Linked DNA regions of Homo sapiens: region 2 is linked to region 1. A link is a loop called in an ENCODE intact Hi-C map of the cell type or tissue named here. Cell type or tissue: breast epithelium. All regions are shown on one strand. Each heading gives the region's core, and the rest is flanking DNA. Links, peaks and the distances in the headings are about the cores only.

Region 1 (6,432 bases), core at 984-5,983:
TCTGTTTATTTCTCCTCCCTTTGGGCTGGTGTTGTGACTTTACTCTGAGGAACAGAACGTGGCAGAAGTGACACTGCAAGTTTTGGGCCTAGTTCTTAATTGGTCTAGCAGCTTCTGCTTTGATTCTCCTGGAACCCAGCTGTCATGCTGTGAGAAAACTACAGGTTATCCTGCTGGAGAGACGGCACATGGAGAACCAAGACGCCATTGCCACAACCCGCACCAAGGCCCCAGGCATACGAATGAGGAACAGAGCCCATCTTTCCTCTGCATGTGTAATCTCAGCCTGCACCATATAAGCAAAAGAACTGTGAAGCTGCATGAGTAATCTCAGCCTGCACCATATAAGCAAAACAACCATCCAGACAACCCACAAAATGTGACAAATCATTGTTTCTGTAGTAAGTACTAAGGTTTTGTGACTGTCATACAGCAATAGATAACTGACACATCATCTTCCTTCCCGTTGCCACGATCCACCATTATTGCTCTGTCCCTACTAAGACATGATTTAGAAAGAGAAACTAGGGACACCTACACAAGCCTAATCATTGTATTTAGATGAGTTATGACAAATTAATGACTCAGTGAGCTTTTAGCTCATCTACCCTTATACAATTTGTTCACTGAGATTTCCTTGAATTAGTAAAGGGAGACTGAAGTTATGCTGTGCAGAAGATAGTAAAAAAGCTAGTTCTAAATTCCCAAAGTTAAGGGTTTTGGAACATGCTTCTCCTCTTGGACCCCAAACTAGTTACTTCTCCCTTAAAATTCCCTGCTACATTGCCATCCATTATAACATGTCACTTCTCTTCAATAGTTTTCACTACCATTGGAATATATTCAGATTTCTCAGCATAGAGTTCCCCTTGGGTGGTGGCAGAAAAAAAGCACCCACTGGCATGGGAATGCCCATGAGCTTTTCTTCATTTGGGAGTGCCTGGGCCTGAATAGTCACAGACTACAAGTCAAATCCTGCCACAACAGGGTCAAGGAAATACTCAAATTCTTATCTTCTAAAGCAGTGGTCCCCAGTCTTTTTGGCACCAGAGACCAGTTCCATGGAAGACCATTTTTCCATGGGACCAGGGAGTCAGGGGGAAGGATGGATGATTTTGGGATGATTCAAGTGCATTATTACATTTATTGTGTACTTTATTCGTATTATTATTATTATTATTATTGAGAAGGAGTTTTGTTCTTTTCCACCCAGGATGGAGTACAATGGCATGATCTCGGCTCACTGCAACCTCCACCTCCCAGGTTCAAGCAATTCTCTTGCCTCAGCCTCCCGAGTAGCTGGGATTACAGGTGCGTGACACCACGCCTGGCTAACTTTGTATTTTTAGTAGAGACAGGGTTTCACCATGTTGGCCAGGCTGGTTTCAAATTCCTGACCTCAGGTGATCTGCCTGCCTTGGCCTCCCAAAGTGCTGTGATTACAGGCGTGAGCCACTGTGCCCAGCCCTATTTCTATTATTATTACATACTCACTATAATGTAGAATCAATGGAAGCCCTGAGCTTGTTTTTCTGCAACTAGATGGTCCCATCTGGGTTGAAGGGAGACAGTGACAGATCATCAGGCATGAGATTCTCATATGGAGTGTGCAACCTAGATCCCTCGCATGCACAGTTCACAATAGGGTTTGTGCTCCTATGAGAATCTAATGCCGCCGCTGATCCGACAAGAGGCAGAGCTCTGGCCTGGTTCCTAACAGGCCATGGACTGGTACTGGTCAGTGGCCCAGGGGTTGGGAATCTCTGCTCTGAAGTATTTATGGGGGGAAATGATATGTAGGATTTTTTCTAAAAATACTCCAGGGGAAAAAGTGAGGGGAGGTGTAGATGAAACAAGATGGGCAGAATCCTGACAACTGTTGAAGCTGATTGACGGGAATATGAGGCAGGGGAGTGATGCTATTCATTCTATTTTCATGTATGCTTGAAAATTTACATACTTTAAAGCTTAAAAACATTTTTAAAAATCATGGCTCAATAATTACTTAAAATAGATGGGCTATTAGTTAGGGTTTGAAAAGTCTCGTTACAGAGATTTGTTATAACGCATATGACCTTACACAAATTCAACGATTTAAACTTTTGTCAGAAATTTTCTTTAACAAGAAAATTCTGGACCCCGATAATGAGTGATACAAATCAAATCAAAGGCACAGGGTTTTCAATAGGGATCCAAGGGCCCTTGAAGGATCCATGAACGGGCGTTAGGAAGTTAATAAACTGAATTTTTGGTTATACATACTGATGTGTATCATTCTGGGGAGACAGTCTAAAGCTTACCTCAGATCTACAAAGGGATGGATAGCTACCACTACTCCCTCAAAAAAACTTAGACATATTAAGCATATTTCCATGGTAGGAAATAGTTTTCAAAAAGAAGACATAATTTTGAGGAAAAAAATTGTATGAATTAGTTTGACTTTACCACAAGGGCAGCATGCCTTTTATGTGACTGAGAATAACAGTGCAGGCAGCAGTGCATGAGCAGCAGCCAGGGTCAGCTTTCTTTCACATTTCCAAATCCAAAGGATATCAAGTGTTTCTTTGTTTCTCTTACTTATCAGGAATCCAGAGTCTCACGGTTCTGTCTCGTGAGGCAGACGCCAATAAGTTTCCATGTGGAGAAAACTGCACGCTGGTTACAACATCCTTGTGACCCACATATCTGTAAGCTCTAGCATGTGGCTTGAAATTCCATAGCATGAGAAAGGTATCCCAAGAAGCAGTAGCTATCAAGAAATAGAAGAACAAAACCACTGTTTGTTAAAATGCAAACATAGGTGTGTCTCATTACAATGAGCAGCATATCTAATAACAAGGCATCCAGGTAATAGAGCGGCTGGAGGTTGTAAGGCTGCCCAGGTAATAGCCAAATTACTTTTTAAAGGTACTCAAAACTACATCACTAATATGCAAGCTTGGCTGTGTCCTATGTAAGCACACAGCAGGATGACTGGCCCCCGTATTCAATTAGCGCTCAGTAACTTTATTTACTAGAAGGCCGCAGCACAGTGTAACAGAGGGTACACGGGACTAAGAGTCAGTTTTGTTTCTAACTCTGGGTAATGGAAAGCTAGTTAACCTCTGTGTCATGATGTCATGAGGACTGAATGTTTTTCCTGAGAGGGATGGATGAGATAATTTTTCAAACTGTTTATGTGGAAATAATTTCACACTTACAGAAAAGTTACAAGAATAGTACAAATAACACTAATATGCCTTTTACCCAAATCTACTTGTTAATGTTTTGCTTCATTTGGTTTGTAATTTGCTCTGTACTTGTTTCTCCTTGCGCATGAACACACGTAAACCCACACACACAAACACATACGTATTTTTTTGTTCCTGAACCATTTAGGAGTAAGTTATGCAACTCACAGCATCTTTATTCCTAAATACTTCAGTGTGTTTTTCCTAAGATTTAAGATAGTCTCTTAACACACCCATAGCACAGTTAGCAGCTTCATGAAGCTGATTATTAAAGATGCAATATTTTAATATAGCAACTATATTTTATCAACTGATCCAATAATACTTTTATAGCTGGATAAGATGATTTTATTAGTCTCTTTCTGCTCTATAATTTAATGGCATTTGATGATTAATAAAAGAATTAAAAGAATCGTGTGTGTCAGACAATAGTTTAAGGATTTACAAAAAGGAAAAATGCAATCAATGGTGGAAATAACTGACTTGACAAAGAATGAACAAATAAACAAATGAAAGGTAGATCTAACTCTTGCCTAAAAAACAAATTTTATTATATGCATGTAGCCCTAGAATGGCTCCAATAATAGGAAGTAGGTCAATGAGAATCACTAAATCTGGATTGTAGAGTGCTTAGAAAAAAATGTAATGTTATAAATTCGAACACAATTAGTATCACTGTTAGAGAAACATAGGGCCTGGCTATATAAAGTCACTGAAACCTATGTTCTTTTGCCAACATACAAAGTTCATTTGGGCTCAGCCCATGCATTATTTCCATGTAAAACAGTTAAAAGTGAGTTCAGCTACAATACTGCTTAGCACCCCCTTTTTAAAAAAATACAAAAAGTTAATATTCCACCAGAGCTTATCCAAATTACTAAAGATTTATAGCAGAGTCAGAATTACCCAAGGCTAATGCAGACAAAGCAAGGAAACTGATGAGTTATCATATGTAATAAACTCAGGACACTATTTGAGTTCTGTGTATCATGCTGCAAACGAGATAAACAAAAGCAAATAAGATACAATCCTTTCTTTCAAAGAACCACATAGTAGGGAAGACAGCATTAATAATAAACAGATACAGAAAACTTTTATATATTATTTACTCATCAATGTTAGGTGGGGTGATTGGGTGGTCCACTCTGAGGAAAGGACATTTGAGCAGAGAGGTGAGTGAAATAGGGAGCGATCCTGGCTGAGACATGGATAAAGAGTACTCTGAGCACAGGAATCCCTGTGCAAAAGCACCTGGAAGAATGAGGAATGACAAGGAGGTCAGCGTTTCCATAGTAGACAGGAGAGAAGAGACCGGTGGGAGGGAAGCTGAAAAGGGGGCAGATGGAGGAGGAGAAGCCATGGTGGGAGGTGTGTCTTCTTCTTCTAAAGTGCAATGTGCCATTATCCTAAGCGAATTAATGCAGGAACAGAAAACCAAATACCGTATGTTCTCATTTACAAGTGAGAGCTGAACAGTAGGTACAATAGACATAAAGATGGCAACAATAGCCACTGGGGACTACTAGAAGAGGGAGGAAAGGAGCGGGGAAAGGTTTGAAAAACTATTGAGAACAATGCTCACTACCTGGGTGATGGAATCAATTGTACCCCAAATCTCAGCATCATGGAGTAAACCCATGTAACAAACCTGCACATGTACTCCCTGAATCTAAAATAAAAGCTGAAATTATTGAAAGAAAAAAAAAACCTGCGATGGGAAACTACTCTAGATTTTGAGCAGGGGCAATCTCATGATCTGGTTTAAGAACACTGCCACTTTGACAATAAGGAAAGGATTTTTTTTTAATTGTGTTCTCAAAGGAGGGTACTAAATTATGGAAAGAAATAAAAAATAAAACAATTGTGGTGGGTCAACTGGATACTCATAAGGAAGAAAATTAATCTTGAATCCTACACTTTATACCACATACAAAAGTTAATTCCACGTAGAAAACAGATCTAAATGTGGTACGTAAAACAATAAGCTTTTAGAAGAGAACACAGAATATCTTCATGACCTTGGGGTAGGCAAACACTGCTTTAAAAAGACATTAACGTGTTTGTTGAGGGCAGAGCCAATGGCCGGGAAGTGTTGTTGGCGCACGCCTTCCAGATCGCAGCTCTTGCGGCGGCCATCGCCTTCGACTTAAGGGTGTTGCTTGGCCGCCGCCTGGTAGTCCGGCGATTCATTTCTTGCTCGGCCTCCTGGAGCTGTGGTCTGTGTGGGCTTCCACCTCAGACACCTGCGCTGGCTCAGCGGGGCCGGAACATGGCTGTGTCGGGTCTGGATCATCTCAAAAATGGCTACAGAAGAAGATTTTGTCAACCTTCCAGGGCACGTGACATTAACACAGAGCAAGGCCAGAATGTTCTGGAAATCTTACAAGACTGTTTTGAAGAAAAAAGTCTTGCCAATGATTTTAGCACAAATTCTACAAAATCAGTGCTTAATTCAACACGCAAAATAAAAGACACTTGTATTCAGTCACCAAGCAAAGAGTGCCAGAAATCACATCCAAAGTCAGTTCCACTTTCTTCAAGGAAGAAAGAAGCCTCTCTGCAGTTTGTTGTAGAACCAAGTGAAGCCACCAACAGATCAGTTCAGGCCCATGAAGTTCGTCAGAAAATTCTGGCAACTGATGTTAGTTCCAAAAATACACCTGACTTGAAAAAAATGTGAAGTAGAAACATAAATGATCATCACAGTGAAGCTGATGAAGAATTTTACTTATCTGTTGGCTCACCTTCTGTTCTTTTGGATGCAAAAACATCTGTATCGCAAAATGTTATTCCATCTAGTGCCCAAAAGAGAGAGACTTACACTTTTGAAAATTCAGTAAATATGCTGCCTTCAAGTACAGAGGTTTCACTTAAAACCAAAAAAAGATTAAACTTTGAAGATAAAGTTATTTTAAAGAAAATAGAAATAGATAGAAATAGATAATAAAGTATCAGATAAAGAGGATAAAACATCAGAAGGACAAGAAAGAAAACCATCAGGATCATCTCAGAATAGAATACGACATTCAGAATATGAAATTCAATGACAAGCTAAAAAAAGTTTTTCAACATTGTTTTTAGAAACAGTAAAACGAAAAAGTGAATCCAGTCCCATTGTTAGGCATGGAGGAATTGTTCCACCTCATTCGTGTCCTCCCGATGATATGAAGTTGATAGAGGATGAATTTATAATTGATAAGTC
Region 2 (6,432 bases), core at 923-5,922, 170 kb before region 1:
CAGATGGCCCATAGAAGTTCTCTGTGCTGTAACTACTTTTAGGTGACAACTGTCCTCCCACAACCTTAGCCATAAATCACTAACAAATGTCAGGCAACCAACTTCTTTCTAATGTCTCATTCCTGACATTATTCTACAGTCTGAAACCAAAGCCCAAGTTTCTCATTTTCTCCAAATTCAGAGAGCTTGTCTTTTTTTGTTTGACATTTTATCCTGCCCCTGAGTGCTTACTTTCATTTTCCCCGCAATAAAAAAAAAGATGATGATAATGATAGATAGATAGATAGATAGATACATAGATACATAGATAGATAGATAGATAGTGAGATAGATAGATAGATAGATAGATAGATAGATAGATAGATAGATACCACATGCACACAATGACCATCCTAAACTCATTACTTCTCCCCATTTCCCATAACATCAGTAGACTAACTCCCAGTTCCCCTTCTTGATTAATAATTACTCATACCTAACTTCGCATCTTTATTCCTGGGCCCTGGTTATTTCCTGATTTTATAAATATTCCCTTTTCTTTGATATTATCCCTGCCACTAGCCCTAAAACTAAAATCAACTCAACCAAAACCACCAGTGTCACCATTATCAGCCGTTGTCTCTCCCTCATCCACTCCTCATCTGCTTTCTCTCTTTCACTTAGAATTACATTATATGTGTCTCTCCTTTGTCTATTTCTCTCATATTTCTCTGTGCTTTCTGATATAACCCTCCTCTTTTCTAAGCAGTACCATCTTCTCAACCAGCATTTGCTAAGAGCCTCCTTCCATATAGGCAGTGTGAATTGTCACCAGGCCAAGGCACAGCGACTTCCCTCAGGCCCCAGGATTATTTCTCTCTTGCAATCGTCCTTTTATTATCTCCTACCCCAAGGCAAGGCTAGTTCTAGAAAGAGCGGGGTGAGCAACAGGGCAAGCTTCCTGGGCGTGCAGCCTGTGCTTCATGCACCATGAGCTTAGTTTACTGTTCTGATGTCACTGTCCTAAAGTTCTTAATAATTCTGTCTTTGAGCCTTTGTTTTTTAAGCAAAAACCAATGGGGTAATGTGGCATGTAAATGAGCAAAGGAGAGACCCACACTGCGCGTGTCCATCGTTTATTACCATTCCATTCACATAGAGCATTTGCAATGCCCCGTAAGCCCAGAATTCTAATGGATCTACAGTTTGGGAGATTAAGACAGAAAGTGAATACAAGGCAAGCATGTTACATCTATGACTGAGTAAGTGGGGGTGCTGACTACACTCTACATTCTAACCAGAACTTGCTTCTAATGTAGGAAGAAAGCAATGGCATCCTGAGAAGCCTAAACAACCAAGGAAACTTATCCTTTGTTATTCCTAGTACTTTGCTGTTATTAGCCAACCACTTATCCTGAAAATGATGATACAGAAAAAAAGGAAAGATGGAACAACCAATAGTTCCTTTTCCTTTTAGTTCTTCCTTACTCATCAGTAAGCACAAGGTAATGTTGGTAGAATGTTGCATAGCAAGAAATAAAAACAATTGAATCAATTTTGTGTAGCATTTCTTCTGCTCTGGTAAGAACTACATATGCATGTATTAACTACAAAACATGGAATGTATAATCTAATCGATTCGCATACAAGTACAAGATTCCTATAGTTGCATTTAAAACTGGCATTGCACAATATAAAGATGAATGGTAAAATTCATGCTAATAATTTTAAATGTGAATGCTTCTTTACTTAGAATTATATCAAATAGCATATTTAAAACACCATTACAAGTTGAGAGCCAGCTGCAGAAGGATGGAAAAAGCCTTATATTTTAGGACCTTCAACTGTACCCTGTTTTTCCAGCAATTTGAACAAGAGGCCCCACATTTTCTTTTTGCACTGGGCCATCCGAGGTATGTAGCCATTCCTGGTGAACAATGAAAAGAGATTGAGTGGGATCGAGGCTGGGATAGAAGGGGTCAGAGCTGGGCCACAACCCAGCAGGGTGCAGGCATTTGTCTAAATGCTCTTTCAGATACCAGCACCCCATACTCAAACCCCTCAAGTGGTATTCTGTCTCACTCGGAGTTAACACCAAAATTCTCACTGTGACTCTATCCCACCAACACTCCCCTGCCCACCTCTCTGATCTCCTCTCACCTCCTTCCTCAGCTCCAGCCAGGCTATCTTAACTGCATTTCTTCTAGCATGACAAGTATTCTCCCAACTTAGGGCCTTTGCACATGCCAGTGCCCATCTCTAGAACTGCTTTGCCCACAAATATCTGGAGCACCTACTTCCTCAATTCCTCGGGTATCTCACCAAATGACACTGTTACAGAGAGGTGTTTCTTGATCACCTTATATAAACTAGCAATACTTTACTCATCTTTCTTTATTTCTGCCTCAGCACTTTTCACCAACAAACCTATCATGTATTATTTGTTTCTATCTTTATTCTTGGTCACTTCCACTGGAACGTAAGCTTCATGAGCGTGGGGGCTTTCTCTGTTTTATTCACGGCTATGTACTCAAACTAGGACAGTGTAAATATTTGTTGAATGAATGAAGCTATACACTTCCTAAAGTCATTTAGATTGAGATAAGAAAAGCTTATATAAAATGGAGGCATAAAGCTGGAGGAGCTTTCCTATTACAAAATAATCTCTAACTTGGATCCACAAATGTTGCCTGATGTCCCAAGTCAGGAAGCATTCTGTTTAAGGAAATATATCCAAACTGGGCGCCAAAAATCCTGGGGCTGGGAGGGAGGAAGTGGCCCCTGCTTTTAATGAGCTGTGCAATCATAAGCGATAACTAGAACCTACTAAAAGCTCACGTTCCTCAGCTATAAAATGAACATGATTTAATAATACCTGTCCTTCTTATCTCACAAGTTTCTATGTGTGATAAATGAGATAGTAAATATAAACATTTTGCAAGGCTGAAATGTTAAAGAAATGCTAGGGAATCCTATTTGCCCTGCTAATTAAGGAACCAGTGTGTGGCAGGGAGAGGGAGGCCTGGTGGAGGGGAAAACAGGGCTGTTGGGCCATTTAGCCGAGAATAGTATTTCCAGAGAATGGAATGAAAGAAGCAATGCAGAACAGCAGATGCGGGCTCCTGTTGATCTTTCGCAGGGTGACCCCCATACATCTCCCATTTGACACGAATGTCACCGAGCCCAATTAGAATTAGCCTTTCACATAACATTCAAATTCCTGGACTTCCGAGGACAGCCATATAAGGGAGGAACAGCCACAGCAGATAAGAGGAGAGGAATGGAGAGGCAAAAGGTTACAGAAAAAAAAATGGAGATTTTGACATTCCCCCACACAAAGGACAAGATGTCTCAACAAACCCTAGAATTTTGGAAAAGATTTAACTAAAGAATATTTATCCAAGTGGTAGGCCCTTCTTTTTCCCAGCATTTCTGTGTGTGGTGGGGTATTTATTGTTATTATTATTTGTTTGTATTTCCAGAGTGTATTTTTATGTGTTTGGTTTTTATTTGTTTTGTCTTCTATTCATTGAATTTTTCATTTCCTTTTGCTGCACTCACTATGCAAAGCTACTCTGTGCCCCCCAACTTGTCAGCCTAGACACAGAGCAGAGCTCTTCATGTCAGGGTGTTCACTTCCACTAGAATATATTTTTAAAATTCATTTTCATGCTAATGATGCCCCTGCAAAGATGGTGAAGTGTGGAAAATCAAGTTGCACATGATGTTAAATCATGAAACTGAAGCATTTTTAAGGTTCCCTAAGATGCTTTAAATGAGCCTTTTTGGTAATTTCAGGGCTCCAGATCACTTAAGCAGAACATTTTTTAAATAAAAATAAAAATTCTTTGATGTGTACCGAAGAAGGGAGGTAGAAGAAACTGTCAAAAGTGGGCAGCCTGACAGCTCTCCTGACAAGGGAACCCCTGCACTCTATTTTTAAACCGACCTGTGTAATTTAGGAGAGAAGTCACCATGTCTCCTGATAAAGGTTTTGGGGGCGGCTGGTGGATAAGTTTGCAGTGCTGGAAATGGCAGTGCCACCCACACTGAGAAGGCAGAGCTGCAAGATTCTGCCTTTTAGTAGAACTGGAAAAAAAAAACAAAAAAAAAAAACGCCAAAAAGTGTGCATTTCCTGAGTAAAATGGAAGCAGCCTCTAAAAGAGAAAATGCAGAGGCCCCCCAGATCTTCTGAAATTGGTGTGAATGCCACCTTATTGGTGTCAGTAACAAAGAAGAGAGGTTAGTGATGCAAAGCTTAACTGAGTGGCATGGAGAAATATTAGTCATGGGCATAAATAAATACGGTTGTTTAATGTCATTCCATTGAGAGAGATGGCGCAAACCTGATAGTTTCAACAACGCCTCCAGTACTCCAATAACTGGTCCTTAGAGGGATGGTGAAGACGGAGATTCATCTCCACAAACAGAACACAAAATAATTTGAGTTATTTAACCTCTGAGTTGTATAATCTGAGTTATTTAACCTCTCTGAGCTGTAGTTTTCGTCGTCTTTAAAATGGACTGTAGCATTGTGCCTTGCAGGGTTACTGTTAGAGTTAAATAACAGCACAGAGTAAGCAACACTTAACAAAAACACAGGGAAAAAACTCATGCCCTGAGCATCTGCCAGACCTTGAATTGGTTGGAAGGGCTCTCAGTACGAGGAATTAGAAGGGGTTTTCTTGGAGGCACCACATTATTCTTCTTTGGCAATCAAATAAATGACCCAGCTGCCTCCTCCAGCTTCTGGTTAGACCAATGCCTGGTCCTGAATCAAGATCTGACAAAGACCAGTCAGTACCTCTCCCTCAACACCCACCATACTCACTCTCACTCTCTCTCTCTCTCTCTCTCATTCTCTCTCAGGCCACAGCCAAAAGCACACTCTGTGCCAGTGCCCAGCCTTGGGCAACCGACCCCGACATGGGCCCCGAAAGGCAATTGTTTGACTGAATAGAGCCTCTTATTAAAAATTAATTTCTGTCAAACCCAATTGCATACGAACACAGCCTCATTGTGATCACTACCGTGACTTCTGGAAACAAACATAAGCCCTACTGTTGCCAAAAGCAAGGGGCAGTTTAGGATAGTTCTGAGTCTTGATCTATGAATGCAGCCAGCAGATTCCCTGAGGCTCACAAAGGCATTTGTCCCCTGGAGGACAGAGACCAGCTCCATTTTCTACTGCCCCTCCATGCCCCACACCCACTCCCTGGGGCATAGTCATAGAGACCAGTGAGCATGCTCCTTAGTGCAAACACACACACACAAAATACAAGTTCCGCCACTTCTAAGGGAGTGTGCTTGCCCTTTAAGAGCTTAGGGTTTCTCCTCTGTAAGGCTAAAATAATGATTAACACCACTACCTAACCCACAGGGTCGATGTGGGAGATATGAGATAATGTAAGTAAAAGCATCTGGAATACAGAGAGCAGGTGCTTAATAAACAGCCATCCTATTCCCATAACATCCTGCCCTGGGTATCCCTCTATGGGATATTGTCTTCTACAATGTTTCTTCTAAATTTAGAGTACTAAATGGGGATGGGAGTCATTTTCTTGATAGCAATGGGTTGAAGAAAACAGAGACCTCAAGTTAAAATGCTCTAGATCCAATTTACGTATCCCACACATCTCTAATAAACTTTGATTTTTCTCTTCTACATGAATTGTCTCTTCTATTTCCATATCATGAGATCAAGGAGAATCAAGAGTTAGAGGTGGAAAGCTTATCATGTCCTCCTCTTCCCCCTACTTTGCATATTTTCAACATTTTTGCCATTAAAAACTTGGACCTGACATTGCATGAACTTCTAATATGGTGCAGAGATGGCTAGCTTTTAAAACGAGTGCTACCCTACTGATGGAGAAAGAATAAAAATAGTAGCCATGTCCAGTGAGATGAGGGTAGCGAGTCTGAAAGAGGGCAATCAAGCAATAGGGATCAGTGTAAAATGTGGGAGGCTGTTGATGCAGTCATTCCACTTTCAGGAATTATTGAAAGGAAATAATTAATGAGGCAAAATCAATAACTTACATGATACTATTGCTGATCATAGTAAATGACTGCAAAGAAGCTAAATATTCTAAAATAGGAAGTTGATTATATAAATTATTAGACATTCATACAATAGAAAACGATGTAATAAAGTTGTTTTTAAAGATGAGGTAAAGCTATGCTCAGTTAAATGGAAAGACATTCCATAAATTGTTAAAGTTTGTGGGAAAAAAAATTTGTTGCAGAAAAACATATGAATATAATCCTGCTTATGTAAAAATATAAAAATATATGTTTCTATATATTTATGTAAGCATTTTTTAAATCCTAAATATGCTTTGTCAAACTTTTGAGTGGTTATCTCTGGAAGGAAGATTATAAGAGGGCATTTTTTTTTTTTTTTTAGACGGAGTCTCACTCTGTCGCCAGGCTGGAGTGCAGTGGCACAACCT

Evidence for each region. A loop is a pair of places that touch in the nucleus more often than their neighbours do. Peaks named below come from ENCODE experiments on the same cell type or tissue, not always from the same donor. Only the 100,000 strongest peaks of a DNase experiment are listed, where the experiment ranks them.
Region 2: a loop joins it to region 1, with 10 times the contacts of the local background. A loop is called at or near these places in 1 of 110 quality-filtered maps.

The regions. Positions count from the first base shown.
Region 1 is chr12:89,494,594-89,501,025 of GRCh38, forward strand. POC1B-DUSP6 (POC1B-DUSP6 readthrough) reads right to left here. Exons shown (of 11, transcript NR_189589.1): 3 at 2,578-2,749. It overlaps POC1B (POC1 centriolar protein B), which reads right to left. Exons shown (of 12, transcript NM_172240.3): 3 at 2,578-2,749. It also overlaps the pseudogene CENPCP1. Among named protein-coding and RNA genes, the nearest start is that of GALNT4, 27 kb to the right of the region's middle. In breast epithelium, for the core only: no CTCF peak of the experiment used is centred there; no DNase peak of the experiment used is centred there.
Region 2 is chr12:89,323,705-89,330,136 of GRCh38, forward strand. No RefSeq gene overlaps it. Among named protein-coding and RNA genes, the nearest start is that of DUSP6, 26 kb to the right of the region's middle. RefSeq lists an enhancer at 1,718-2,221. In breast epithelium, for the core only: no CTCF peak of the experiment used is centred there; no DNase peak of the experiment used is centred there; H3K27ac peaks cover 757 bases.